Linked DNA regions of Homo sapiens: all the other regions are linked to region 1. The links are chromatin contacts, found by Hi-C or POLR2A ChIA-PET in ENCODE. All regions are on one chromosome and are shown on one strand. The core of a region is the stretch at or near the end of the contact, and the rest is flanking DNA. Distances in the headings are between cores, read along the strand shown. Region 1 holds the start of ATP5MC1 (ATP synthase membrane subunit c locus 1). Region 2 holds the start of KPNB1-DT (KPNB1 divergent transcript). Region 3 holds the start of TOB1 (transducer of ERBB2, 1).

Region 1 (4,172 bases), core at 1,349-3,848:
GCCAGGTGCAGGTAGCTCACATCTGTAATCCCAACACTTCCAGAGGCTGAAGTGGGAGGATCCTTGAGGCCAGGAGTTTGAGACCAGCCTGGACAACATAGCAAGATCCCACCTGTAGTCCTAGATACTTGGGAGAGTGAGGAGGGAGGGTTACTTGAGCCCAGGAGATTAAGGCTATAATAGTGAGGGATGATTGCACCACTGCACTCCAGCCTGGGCAACAGAGTGAGACCCTGTTTCTAAAAACAAAAAAATTATTAAAAAAAAAAAAGTTTTCTTAAGAGTCCAGACTTGTGAATTGCCAGATTAGTGTAATTTTTAAAATATGTTTCTATTATAAAGTACCCATACTCATAAAAATATAAATCAATTTATTACACCCTCTAGAATTCACTATTAATTTTCAACATTTTTTTCATTCTTTTTCCATGCATATTTTTTCACAATTCTATGCATAGTTTTGCATTATAAAATATTTCTCAATATAAAATCTTCTTCAAGGCCAGGCGCAGTGGCTCATGCCTGCAATCCCAGCACTTTAGAAGGCCAAGGCGAGCAGATCACTTGAGGTCAGGAATTCAAGACCAGCCTGACCAACATGGTGAAACCCCTTCTCTACTAAAAATACAAAAATTAGCCGGGCATGGTGGTGCGCGCCTGTAATCCCAGCTACTTGGGAGGCTGAGGCAGGAGAATTGCTTGAACCGGGGAGGCAAAGGTTGCAGTGAGCAGAGACCGCACCACCGCACTACAGTGTGTGAAACAGAGTGAGACTCCGTCTCAAAAAATAATAATAATAAAAATAAAATATTCTTCAAAAACATGGCCGGGCGCGCTGGCTCACGCCTGTAATCCCAACACTTTGGGAGGCTGAGGCGGGCGGATCACGAGGTCAGGAGATCGAGACCATCCCGGCTAACACGGTGAAACCCCGTCTCTACTAAAAATACAAAAAATTAGCCGGGCGTGGTGGCGGGCGCCTATAGTCCCAGCTACTCCGGAGGCTGAGGCAGGAGAATGGCGTGAACCCGGGAGGCGGAGCTTGCAGTGAGCCGAGATAGCGCCGCTGCACTCCAGCTTGGCAACAGAGCGAGACTCCGTCTCAAAAAAAACACATGATTTTATTTCCTGTTTTATTTCTGCTTATTTCATCAAGTGAAAATATCATAACTTATTTCACCTTTTACTGTCAGTGGAACATTTACTTGTTTCCAATTTCGACAAACTCTGCAAATGCACATCTTTTTAAAAGAATCTGCATTTCTGATTCTTCAAAATAAATTCCTAGAAGTGATATTACTGGATGAAAAGTGGATGGAGAGCTTAAAGGCTCTTAGTTACTCAAGAATTACTGGGTCAAAGAGGATGGCCCATTCACAGCCTTTGAATAAAAATAAATATTGCCAAACTGCTTTCAAGGAAGGTTTTCTAATTCATCCTCTCACCAGCAATATAGGAGAGCGTGTGGCTCACATTAATAAAAAGAACTCTGCTGTTTTGAGCAGTACTAAGCGGAGCGTTTAAACTTATATTTCTTTGATTAGGAAGGCTGACATTCGTTCCTGCAATTCATATTTCTTCCTTACTGAATTGCCTGTTCCTATCCTTTGCTCGTTTTTCTATAGGGATATTATTTCATTCTTTCAGTGTTGTTTTTACAAAATAAACAATTTTTTTGTTTGTTTTTTCCCCCGAGACGGAATCCTGCTCAGTTGCCCAGGCTGGAGTGCAGTGGCGCGATCTCGGCTCCCTGCAACCTCGGCCTCCCGGGTTCAAGCGATTCTCCTGCCTCAGCCTCCCAAGTAGCTGGGATTACAGGCACGCGCCACCACCATGCCCGGCTAATTTTTGTATTCTTAGTAGAGACGGGGTTTCACCATGCTGGTCAGGCTGATCTCGAACTCCTGACCTCAGGTGATCCGCCCGCCTCGGCCTCCCAAAGTGCTGGGATTACAGGCGTGAGCCACTGCACCCGGCCCAACAAATGTTTTAGAAAGCCATCTGGATGATAGTCCATGACTGCTGAACACCGGCTGAGGTCCACAAAACTGCGCTCACCGCTTGGGGACTTTCCAGCCGGCCTTTACTCTCCATGGAAAGCGGTCTTTCCACAAACCTCCACGGTGGGAATTACTGCAAAGGCATCGGCTCTCCCGGCCTAGAATATCTCGCGGGATCTCAGCTGTCCTTGGGCCCCCCCCCTCAGCGCAACTACCAATCCCAACATGCAACGCGCCCCGTGGCCCAAGCGCCCGAATGAAGGCTCGGGGCCAAAGTCATGTGTCTGACTGCGTCACACGTCCCGTCATCTCTCCCACGCCTTTTTCTTCAGCGTACACCTTGGTCGCCATCTTGTGCGCGAGGTTATGGAACCTCTGAGTCCCGCCAACTCTATGGTCGAGCGTTTCAGGGATCGGCCAATCGTAATCCAGATCTCGTAGGAAAGCCCCGCCTCTATCCGCATGGAGGCGGGAATTGCCACGAAGCTCCTGTGGAGGGAGAGGAAGCAGCTGCGGAAAGCCAATAAGAGTGGGGAATCGATGACGTCAACCAATGGGGACGCGGGGATATTACGGCCAATGAGAATGGAGAAGGTCCAGGACACGTGGGTGGGGGAAGCTGAGCGCTGAGACCAAGGGCTAAAGCTGGGAGGTGAGTCTGTCACCTTGAGCCGGGCGAGCGCTGTGGGCCAAGCAGGGGTTGCAGGGTAGTAGGAGTGCAGGTGACTTGGGGCCGGGAGCCAGCAATAGGCAGGGTTGTGGGCTGGGCAGTGTGGAGGGGTATTTCCCCCCAGTGCTGGGAGAGGCTATGGCAATCTAGATATGGCCTTATCAATGAATGTTAATTACCAACGGTAATGAACGATTGACTGCCTCGGCTGGGGCGGGTCGGGGACTGCTGTGTAAGATGGGCAGGATCCTGCGCGACACCTGCCCAGTATCCGCCTCCAGTCTTCCCGAGAGACCATTCCCTTTCGCAACATTTCCTTCCTGGGGCTTGGGCACATTTCCTTGACTTCCGATCTCCATGACTTTGCTTTGAAGACCCACTGCTCTGTCCCTCTGACCTCTAATGCCCTCCTCAGCTGGGGCACGGTGCAAGGAAGAGCGTGGTCTAGGGAGGACGGACGGGGGTGAAGGGGACGACCAAAGGTCGTCATTATAAGCAAACAACCAGGGTCTCAGTGGGATTATTATTACTATTTTTTCCCCCTCTGCAGACTGAAAAAATGCAGACCGCCGGGGCATTATTCATTTCTCCAGCTCTGGTAAGGTGCCGCGCCGCAGTGCTCTGTAGTACCAGGTGTATGGTGTGGACGCCATCAGTGTTTAATGAATGAACCCAGGGGAGCTTGGCGTCCTGATGATGTAGGCTCTTTGAGGTGGCTGTAGGATGTGATGAAGGTAACCCCTGTTTATCTGGGCCTGTGAACCAAGCTATCTTGGCTTTGGAATGTGGTCAGAGAGTCTGGATTTGATTTTTATCCCCAGTCTGTCCTGGCCATAGAGACAGCCCACTAAAACAGTGGTTTTCAACAGTGGCTGCACGTTAGAATCATCCAGGGAACTTTTTAAAATCCTGATGCCTAGGCTGCACCTTAGACCATTTGCATCAGACTTTGGGAATGGGGGTGGAACCCAGGCATCTGTATCTTTTAAGACTTCTCCAGATGATTCCACCGTGCAGCCAAGTTTGAGAACCACTGCACTAAAAATTATTTCAAAAAAGCCATGTTACAGATGGCTCTCCTTGGATGGCTATTCCAGTCGGTTTCCGGGGCTGACTGGCCCACTCCATTTAGGGTGTGTAGCTGTGAGTGTATTTTAGCAGAATAAAATTTCCCCCATCTGATTACTTGGTGATCTGGGTATAAACCTTTCCTGTACCTGCTTTGGTATTAGTGTGGGTTCTTGTTCCATTCTGAGAAGCTGATTAAAGCTGTGCCCAAAGAAGTGAACTTTGGTTTGGTTTTGAATGGTGAAGGTTGCCACTGCTGACTATATCAAGCTATTGAGACAGCTGTCTCTGGGGCAGGCCTATCTGATAGGAACAGGAATAAATTGACCTTGAAATACATTGAACTTATTCTGTTTATGAAATCTGTAGTCATTTTTGACAGCTCAGCAATTAGGATTTTTTTTCCTTGACTGATTTGGTAGGATGTGGCTTTC
Region 2 (4,393 bases), core at 709-3,208, 1.2 Mb before region 1:
TCTCTAACTCCGGACCTCAGTTGATCTGCCCACCTCAGCCTCCCAAAGTGCTGGGATTAAAGGCGTGACCCACCACGCCCTGGCCCAATCTTCACTGATTTATAACAAAGTTACACACACAGGGCAGTTCTTCCACAGTTAATAGATGAAGCAAAAGGCTGGGGTTAGCTGCTAAGCCATGGGAAATCCACTAGTCACAGTATGGTGTGAGGAATGGTGTCCCTACATTTCTAGCTTCAAAACTGCAAAGATATCTCTAGCAGAGAAAGACCATTTCTTCCTCTTTTAACAAAGAGTTGGCCAATCTTTCCTAATTCTTTGTGAAACCTTTCAACAAAGTCAGACTTCCTCCTAGGTTTTCCCAGTGTGGCTACTGCAGGGCAATTACCTCACAAGCTCAAGTCATATGGTAAAAAGCTCTATGAACCAGCTACATCCAATTACCCCTACATCATTACTGTGAAAATGAAACAATTCAAGAAATTCTTTGTTACCATTTATTTTTTCTTTTTTTGAGAGTCTTAACTGTCGCCCAGGCTGAAGTGCAGTGGTGAAGTCTTGGCTCACTGCAACCTCTGCCTCCCGGGTTCAAGAGATTCTGTCTCAGCCTCCTGAGGAGCTGAGATTATAGGCGTGCGCCACCACGCTCGGCTAGGTTTTTTTTTTTTTTTTGTATTTTTAGTAGAGACAGGGTTTCACCATGTTGGCCAGACTGGTCTTGAACTCCTGACCTCAAGTGATCCGCCCGCCTCGGCCTCCCAAAGTGCTGGGATTACAGGCATGAGCCACCGCGCCCGGCCCTATTATTACACTTTTCCTTTATCATTTTAAAAATCTTCATTTTTTTTAAAAGAGACAGGATCTCGCTAAGTTGTCCAGGTTAGTCTTGAACCCCTGGGCTCAAGCGATCCTCCCAAAGTCCTGGGATTGCAGGCCTGAGCCACATACTGTATGCACATTTTTTTTCTTTTCTTTGAGATGGAGTCTCGCTCTGTCGCCAGGCTGGACTGCAGTGGCGCGATATCGGCTCACTGCAACCTCTGCGTCCAGGGTTCAAGCGATTCTCCTGCCTCAGCCTCAGGAATAGCTTGGACTTCAGGTACGCGCCACCACACCGGGCTAATTTTTTATATTTTAGTAGAGACGGGGTTTCACCATGTTGGCCAGGATGGTCTCGATCTCTTGACTCGTCATCCGCCCCCCTCGGCCTCCCAAAGTGCTGGGATTACAGGCGCGAGCCACAGCGCCCGGCCCACGTTTTCTTTATATGCATTTTGCTAAGAAAAGGCATTCATGAGTTTCTTCCGGGGTTGAGAACTGAAACAGGTTAAGAACCACAATCCTTTATTCCTGTACACACATTCTTTCTGGTTCGAGGTTGGGCCTTTACAGGGTACTTTTGGAGGGTGAAACATTTCCATCCTGTCAAGTACCTGGTAGCTATGGATGGGGGGTCTAAGAGGAGGAATCCCTTAGCTCACCCCTAAGCAAGTCAGATTTATCACAGCACAGGTCTCAAGCCCCATATAAGCAGGCTTAGGGGACTCCTTGGAGAGGAAGCTGCTTGTAGGGACAAGGGCCGTCAGGAGAGCTTGAGCTTATCAAGCCACTAACCAGCTGTGTGACCTTGGACAAGTTCCAGACCCTCTCTGGGCTCCTGAACCCATTCCTTACCAAGCCATTAACCAGCTGTGTGACCTTGGACAAGTTCCATACCCTCTCTGGGCTTCAGTTTCCACATCTACACATTGGCAGTGGAGCCACATGGCCTTACGGATCCCTCCCAGCCGAAAGCAGGGTACCAAGCCGACCTAGCCATTAAAGCAGCTTCCTGTGGGCGCGGCGCAGGACTTCAACAGTCCCCCCTCCCCCGCTCAGGCCCGCGAAAACCTCGCGCAACACGCCCCTCGGAGCGACGGCGCTTACCCAACCGCAGCCCCAGCGCTCGAACCCAGCTCCGCCTCTTCCCGGGGGCGTCCCATCGTGCCCCGCGCCGGGCTCCTAGGGTTGCCGGGCACCTCCCGCCTTCCCGCGCCCCGACCCCGAACTCCTCTCCTTAGTTCTCCCGGGCACCCTATCCTATCAACGCCTACTATCCCAGCCAATCGCGCAGGATCCGAGTCGTGCCTCCGGTCCACCCTCCTCCCAGCGCTCAGCCGGTCTGAGCTCAAGGCCTTTACCAAGCCCACCCAATCAACGGCGGGCTCTCTCCTACCCCATCCCAATCTCCCTCCCCTCGGCCAATCCGCGCGCTCCATTCCGCTGCCCGCCCAGCCAACCCGGGCCTTGAAACCAGCAGGCGAATGGGCGCGAGACGGCCCTTCGACGCTGAGCGCCTGGCCAGTTAGGGATTCCGCGTGGCCAGGACAACGGCCAATCGTCGTGGAGCGCGGCGCCTCCGCGGAGAGGTCCGGTCCGAATATCCCTCCGCCTTCCTCCCTCCCTCGCTCCCTCCCTGCGCGCCGCCTCTCACTCACAGCCTCCCTTCCTTCTTTCTCCCTCCGCCTCCCGAGCACCAGCGCGCTCTGAGCTGCCCCCAGGGTCCCTCCCCCGCCGCCAGCAGCCCATTTGGAGGGAGGAAGTAAGGGAAGAGGAGAGGAAGGGGAGCCGGACCGACTACCCAGACAGAGCCGGTGAATGGGTTTGTGGTGACCCCCGCCCCCCACCCCACCCTCCCTTCCCACCCGACCCCCAACCCCCATCCCCAGTTCGAGCCGCCGCCCGAAAGGCCGGGCCGTCGTCTTAGGAGGAGTCGCCGCCGCCGCCACCTCCGCCATGGAGCTGATCACCATTCTCGAGAAGACCGTGTCTCCCGGTAGGACGCAGGAGCCGGGGGTAGGGCTGAGGTGATTGGGGTGGGGGAGGGGAGGCCCGGCCCCTCTGACCCCGCTCCGTCTCCCACTTTCCTCCCCCTAGATCGGCTGGAGCTGGAAGCGGCGCAGAAGTTCCTGGAGCGTGCGGCCGTGGAGAACCTGGTGCGTGCTACCCCGCCGCGCCCATCCCGCCGCGTCCCCATCCCCTGCGTGCGGGGCCTTCCCGCCCTCCCGGAGGCCCAGGCCTCGGGAACCTACCCCGCCCCATCCCGTCCCCCTCCCCCCTCCCCCTCCCCCCCCAACCCGGTCCAACCTAACCCCGCCATCGGGAAGCCGGTGGGTGTGTCCCGCCCCGGGCCTCGCGACTGGCCAATGGCTTGGCGCGCCGAGCTGCCTGCCGCCCAATCGTTGCGCGGCCTGAGGGCGGCGGTGCAGCGGGAGGGAGAAAGAGGGAGGGAAGGGAAGTTAGGTTGCGCGGCGCTGCGTGTTCAGCAGGGGTGGGGGCGGGGGAGTCGGGCCTAGGGGCCATGTGGAAGCTCCGGGCCCGGCCGCCCGCCCTGTCTGACCCCGGCCGGCTTCTCCTTCCTATCCCGTGGCCCCTGTGGCTCTCCCCACCTATTTCCTAGAGCTCTGCCCTTTCCTAGCTACCTTGGTCTGTACTCATGGCCAGGCCTGGCACCCGACTGCCTCTTAACCCATTTCCACTGATATTTTTCCCTCTTTGCTCGGTTATTCCTCTCTTGGGGTTTTTTCTTTTTCTTTCTTTCTTTTTTTTTTTTCTTCTGACCTGGATGAATAGAGACCTAATCACTAGGGATCTGCACCCAGAAAACAGACTGAGGCTCATCTTTGAGATGGGGCCTGTTTGCTGATGAAATCACAGGGGAAAGTTCCTCGTTTTTCATATTTTAAAATTTAAGGGGTCCGGAGAAAATGAAGCTAAGTCCGCTAGAGACTGGTCCTTTGTATAAAAATGTGGGATGGATTGGTTGAAACAGCCTAGATGCCAGTTAAGTTTCTCTTTGGTGTCCATCTCCTGTTGGGGGATGGGGTCAGAGGGAAGGATTGGATGATGCTTGACATCTTTGAGAAAGGTAATAGGAATTAAGTCTGAGTAACACTAACCATATGTGTTCCTTTGTGTTATATAGGCAAAATGTCAACATCAACAAAGTGACAAGGCTTATTTTATACAGACTGCCTTTGAATGATTTTTTTGTTGTTTTTCATATGTGCCAATTTTTACAACTAACCTGTTTATCCTTTCCTAGAAGAGATTTTTCCACTAGTATAGGCTGATAATTCCATTTAGGGTATTATTCCTGTTTCTGCTTTTGCAAATTTTGCAAAAAGCTTTTTATCTTATTCCTAACATTCTTAACATTCTTTAGTGGTACATAATTAATAAAACTTTTAAGAATTATCTTCTGCTGTGATTGCAGAGCTTGTTAGCAGTAAGAAAAATGTGTCTGCTTTTGACTTTTCCTGCTAACTTTGCTGTTTGGGCACGGTTTTTGGTGGAGAGGTGTGTGTGTGCTAAATTTTTAAACAAAGGGAGTAGTTTTTGAGGCCTGTGGATT
Region 3 (4,479 bases), core at 172-2,671, 2.0 Mb after region 1:
TTATTCTGTTTAAGGCCAGGGTTTCTGAGTTTTAGTCTGATTTTAAAAAACCTCCGTCTGTCCCTCTCTCCCTCCCTCCCTCTCACGGTAACAGCCGGAGAGGCAAGTATGGTAAGGTCGACCTTTAAACGTTTGCTGGATCAGCACTGGGTGGGGATAAGAAAAGATCAAGGGCAAACAGAAGATATTTGCGAAAGGGATCTATTTGCACACTGAAGTTGATTTAAAAGTACGTTTAAAAATCAAGTTGGTCTTAATTCGTCTGTTCTATTTTCCATATTCGTGGTGACAAAGGGAAAAAGAATCTCTGGCTGCCCCCAAACTACAAACACTTTCCAAGTCAAAAGCCTGAGTGCCGGCAGAGGCAGCTGATTAAGCCCAATTGCTTGAAGGTGCAGCCGAGCGAAATTCAGGCTCGGTGGAAGGTAGTTACAAAGCAACGCCTTAAGACAGGCAGGAGTGTGAAGAATTACATAAACAGCCAGTTAGATCTCATTAGATTTCTGCTCACAGCCCTCGGAGCCCAAGCGCTACAGCAGCAGCAACAGCAAGAGGAGGTGGAGGTGGAGGAGGAAGAGAGTACGAGCCTCCTCGGAGAAGGAGGAGGAAGGCCCGGGAAATGGAAGAGCAACCTCTCCCGGCTGGGCACCCAGCACCGAGCAGGTCGGGGCGCCGGGTCAGCCGCTCCCCTCCCCCGCCGTAACCCGACCCGCTGCTCCCCGCCCCGTGGCCCCCGCCCCGGGCTCCTGGGAGCCGGCCAGAGCCTGGGGGAGCACCGGTTCCTCGGCACCATTTTCAGCCTCGCGGCCACCGGCCCCTCGAACCCCAGCGTTCCACCGCGAGCTCGTCGCTCCTCCGGGCACCCCAACCCCCCAATTCCCGTCAGCTCGCCCCGGGCCGCCCGTCCCCGGCCAACTGCCCAGGACGAGCCCGACGCGCCGGCGGCCCCTCGGAGCCGCTCCCCTCGGGTCCTGGCGCTGCCCCCTCGGCGCCCAGGGCCGCGACCCCGCCGTCCCCGAGCTCCCGAGGGCCCAGGGCTCGACGCCGCTGCAGCCCCTCCTCCGCCGCCTGGGCCCGGGGCTCCCGTCTCCTCGCCGACCCCGCCCGGCGCCCCGAGATACTTACGGGCTGCTTCGGGGCGGCTTGGACCACAGACCCGCGGCTGGGCGGGGAGCAGCGCGGCAGGGCGGGGGCGCGGGAGGGTCGGGAGCGGCGAGCTCGCCGAGTGCAAGACGTTGCCGCTGCGGGGCTGAGGACAGAGGACAGAGGCCTCGGGCAGGCCTTGGGAGATCGCCGTTAGTGGCTCGGGGTGGCGGGCACGGGGGTCAGACGAGCGCGCTCACTTCTCCACACAGCCCGGTGCCCGGCCCAGCGTCCCCGTAGTGCGCCCGCTACACGCCGGGCCAGAGCTTCGCTCCTTCTGCCGCGGCGCGCGCCCCGCCTCTCGTTTTATGGCCTCCTCCCCGCCCCCATCCCCTCCGTCGGGGTGCGCGCGCCCGCTCCGCGTCACACAGCTCCGGCGGCGCAGCCATTCCCCGCGCTCCCCGCCCGGCACCCCGGTCCCCCGCCGGCCGGCTCCGCCCCTGCCCTGCCCCCCGACGCCATTGGCCAAGTCCCGCCTGCCCCTGTCCGGACGCGCGGCGGACGCAGGGGTGGGGAAGCCGCACCCTCCGGGCTCCAGGAGGGCCAATGAACCGACGATCGGAGCACTGGGGACGGAATGAAGAGAACGTCTGGAAAGGGACTGTGGGGGCAGACGTGCCAATGAGAGAGAAAGGGGTGGGGTAGGGCGGCTGACGCCCGGTTTAGGCGGAGAGCGCCGGGCAGAGGGGGAGGGGGACGAAGCTGGTGGCGAAGCGGCTCAGGAGAACCGGGGCTGGAGGAGCGGCAAGAGTACCCAGAAAGTGCCCTCTCCGCGGGGGTCTGCGGCCAAGGAGGATCCTGCTCGTGGAATAGCTACCAAATCGGCCTCCAGCCCACCCCAGGGGCGGGGTAGAGAAAGGGCAAACTGTGACCGGGACTTGTGCACCCGATTAATTGAATATTAATCACCCCAAGGCCTAGGCCAACCGCCACCCAGAGAGTGGCAGCTGCAGAACCCAAAGACGTGGAGCCGGGCTGGGGGTGGGGAAGGGAGGCCGCCACAGCTCCCGCCCCGCCGGCAGTTTAACTGCTTCCGCAGCCTCAGGCCTCCCGGTGCGACCCCGGCTGCGACTCGGATCCGTTTATTCCAAATGTCCCAGCCCACGCCGTGCCCAGAGTGTGGCGACACGAGGCCAAACTGCGTATGTATCTGTGTCCATGTCTACACACACACGCATGCGTGCATTTCTAGGGCTTGCTGGATCGCAGGTGCACAGAATAAACGCGGTGCCTGCTTGTAAAGCGCGTTTAAGATCATTCTTGGCTGAAATATGTGCGGGTACCTAGGGAGTGGGGTAAGAGAGGGACTCGTGGTGGGGGGCGGGTAAGTGCCTTTTTCACAACCTGCCCCAGAGAAATACACGAAATTACATCGGGAGTGGAATCGAGCGTCCCTCTCAGCTAAAAATATTACTCACAGGTAGCAACGACGCCTGATTGGCTGCGCTGGTCCCTTCGCAACGAGGCGATTGGCTGCCTGGTATCCAGGAGACCGACGTCAAACTCGGACTGGGAAAAGGGGAAAGTCTGGGGGGAGCGAAGGAGGGGACGGGGAGAAAGAAGCAATGAATGAAACGCCCATCGCCTGGCCTTCCCCTTTCCCCTTTCCCCTCTCCTCTCCATTCTTGGAGCACTTCCTGGAAAAACACCAGTTGGGGCGCCGCCTTCCCCTCCAAACGTTGGGGCCTGCACTCTCAACCTGCTATAAGGAAGTTAAACCGCAGCTCACCGAGGAGTAGGGTGTCTACGGGGCGGGCCCGTGTAGACCAGCTGTGCTCCTCGGGCACAAACCCGCCGTACATGCCAGGCCTAGAAGCTTTTGGCTTTGTGGACGCAAAATCTGGTTGGAGCCGCCTTCTCCACCCTGACTCTCCCGCCTCTCCTTTTTAGAAGGAACCGCACTGAGAAAGGGTATTTCTGAAGGCTCAATGCGTAGGAGAAGGGGTGGGAAGATGGGTTTGTGGAATGGGCTGAGGGTGGGGAGTGGTCAGGTGACTGATTTCATGTTTATTGTACAGATTCCTAAAACATAGTTTTACTAAGTGACTCCTTAAATTCTGATTAATGTGATTTTTTTTTTTTTTTGAGTGTTTGGGTTTTTTAGTTGCAAACAGGAGTGGAATTGAAATGTGAAAGTATGGCAAAACTGTGAAAGCATTTAAATTAAAATGTCCCTTCCTCTGCATTGAAATGTCATCAAAGCGTCAAATATAAATGATTTGTTCAGTTTTCTTTTTTTATTTGTTTGTTTTTGGTTTTCTGTAATGACAAGTCCATCTGTAATAAAAGTGAGTTATTTTTAGTTTTCTAATTAAGCACAGAAATTTCAAGAAACTAGACAGGATATCCTTGGAATGCCTTACCAAAAGAAACACTTCATTTTTCACGTGTTCTAGAAGCACAACTTCTTTTACCATTAGGCAAATAATGGTACTGTACCAAACATCTAGAACTGCGGGACCATGTGTCTTGATTAGTAATTTTATATTGGGGGGGCATATTAGGCATGGCTGAGACTAAAATGTCTAAAGATAGATGAATTGTAATTTTGTCAAACTTATCTGTACTTTTCAATAATTCTCTAAAGAGAAGGGACAAGTTCTCTTTTCTGAATGTCTTCAATCTGTAATTCCAGATTTGAAATATGAGAGCAGTCATCTGATAGGTACTGATTAAATATCAGTAGCATTAAAAGCATTTTTAAGTCAGAAATGTAGATGTCAAAAATTTATGAGTTATTGCTGCTTGGCCTAGGAGTGTAAGAAGATGTCTGACCAAATATAAACACACACACACACACCACACAAACAACACACACGGAGGCCCCATGGCATACTGGAAAAAGCAATGAAGGGTGGGTACTGGGAGGTCTGAGTTTCACACCAGTTTCAATAAACTTTTAGTTTTCTCACCTATAAAAAGGGTTGAATTAGATCATATCTAATGTCTCCTTCAATTAAAAAAAAATTCCACACTTGGCTGGGAGCAGTGGCTTACGCCTGTAATCCCAGCACTTTGGGAGGCTGAGGCAGGCAGATTACCTGAGCTCAGGAATTTGAGACCAGCCTGGCCAACACGGTGAAACCCCGTCTCTACTGAAAATACAAAAATTAGCCGGGTGTAGTGGCACACGCCTGTAATCCCAGCTACTTGGGAGGCTGAGGCAGGAGAATTGCTTGAGCCTGGGAGATGGAGGTTGCAGTGCGCCGCGATCGTGCCACTGCACTCCTGCTGGCCGACAGAGCGAGACTCTCTCTCAAAAAAATAAATAAATAAAATATTCCGCCCTTAAAACTCAATGTTCCTAACATATATACTGCAGCTGTTCTTCAAATA

Evidence for each region. A loop is a pair of places that touch in the nucleus more often than their neighbours do. ChIA-PET counts read pairs that join two places held with the same protein, here RNA polymerase II (POLR2A). Pooled maps may share reads with other maps.
Region 2: a map of naive thymus-derived CD4-positive, alpha-beta T cell shows a loop between it and region 1 (14-fold over the local background). The contact joins the promoter of KPNB1-DT here to the promoter of ATP5MC1 in region 1. A Hi-C loop is called at or near these places in 1 of 168 maps with a recorded cell type or tissue (naive thymus-derived CD4-positive, alpha-beta T cell), 1 of 37 single-sample maps with no recorded cell type and 7 of 50 pooled maps. POLR2A ChIA-PET finds 5 or more read pairs at or near these places in 2 of 52 experiments (WTC11 and naive thymus-derived CD8-positive, alpha-beta T cell).
Region 3: a loop to region 1 is called in a pooled map, with 22 times the contacts of the local background. The contact joins the promoter of TOB1 here to the promoter of ATP5MC1 in region 1. A Hi-C loop is called at or near these places in 6 of 50 pooled maps. POLR2A ChIA-PET finds 5 or more read pairs at or near these places in 2 of 52 experiments (BJ and activated CD4-positive, alpha-beta T cell).

Annotation. Positions count from the first base shown.
Region 1 is chr17:48,890,189-48,894,360 of GRCh38, forward strand. ATP5MC1 (ATP synthase membrane subunit c locus 1) reads left to right here and starts at 2,599. Exons shown (of 5, transcript NM_005175.3): 1 at 2,599-2,722; 2 at 3,221-3,268. The coding sequence starts at 3,230. It overlaps LOC105371814 (a long non-coding RNA gene), which reads right to left. Exons shown (of 4, transcript NR_135674.1): 2 at 2,059-2,489. RefSeq lists enhancers at 1,415-2,394, 2,032-2,491, 2,502-2,621, 3,202-3,311, 3,352-3,401.
Region 2 is chr17:47,647,470-47,651,862 of GRCh38, forward strand. KPNB1-DT (KPNB1 divergent transcript) reads right to left here and starts at 1,959. Exons shown (of 4, transcript NR_171700.1): 1 at 1,927-1,959. KPNB1 (karyopherin subunit beta 1) reads left to right here and starts at 2,450. Exons shown (of 22, transcript NM_002265.6): 1 at 2,450-2,815; 2 at 2,917-2,975. The coding sequence starts at 2,776. RefSeq lists an enhancer at 605-1,450 and silencers at 1,851-2,120, 2,131-2,180, 2,191-2,370, 2,801-2,870, 2,981-3,120 and 1 more.
Region 3 is chr17:50,864,933-50,869,411 of GRCh38, forward strand. It overlaps TOB1 (transducer of ERBB2, 1), which reads right to left and starts at 1,422. Exons shown (of 2, transcript NM_005749.4): 1 at 1,126-1,422. It overlaps TOB1-AS1 (TOB1 antisense RNA 1), which reads left to right and starts at 1,747. Exons shown (of 2, transcript NR_038458.1): 1 at 1,747-2,285; 2 at 2,564-3,439. RefSeq lists an enhancer at 38-87 and silencers at 628-1,237, 1,248-1,757.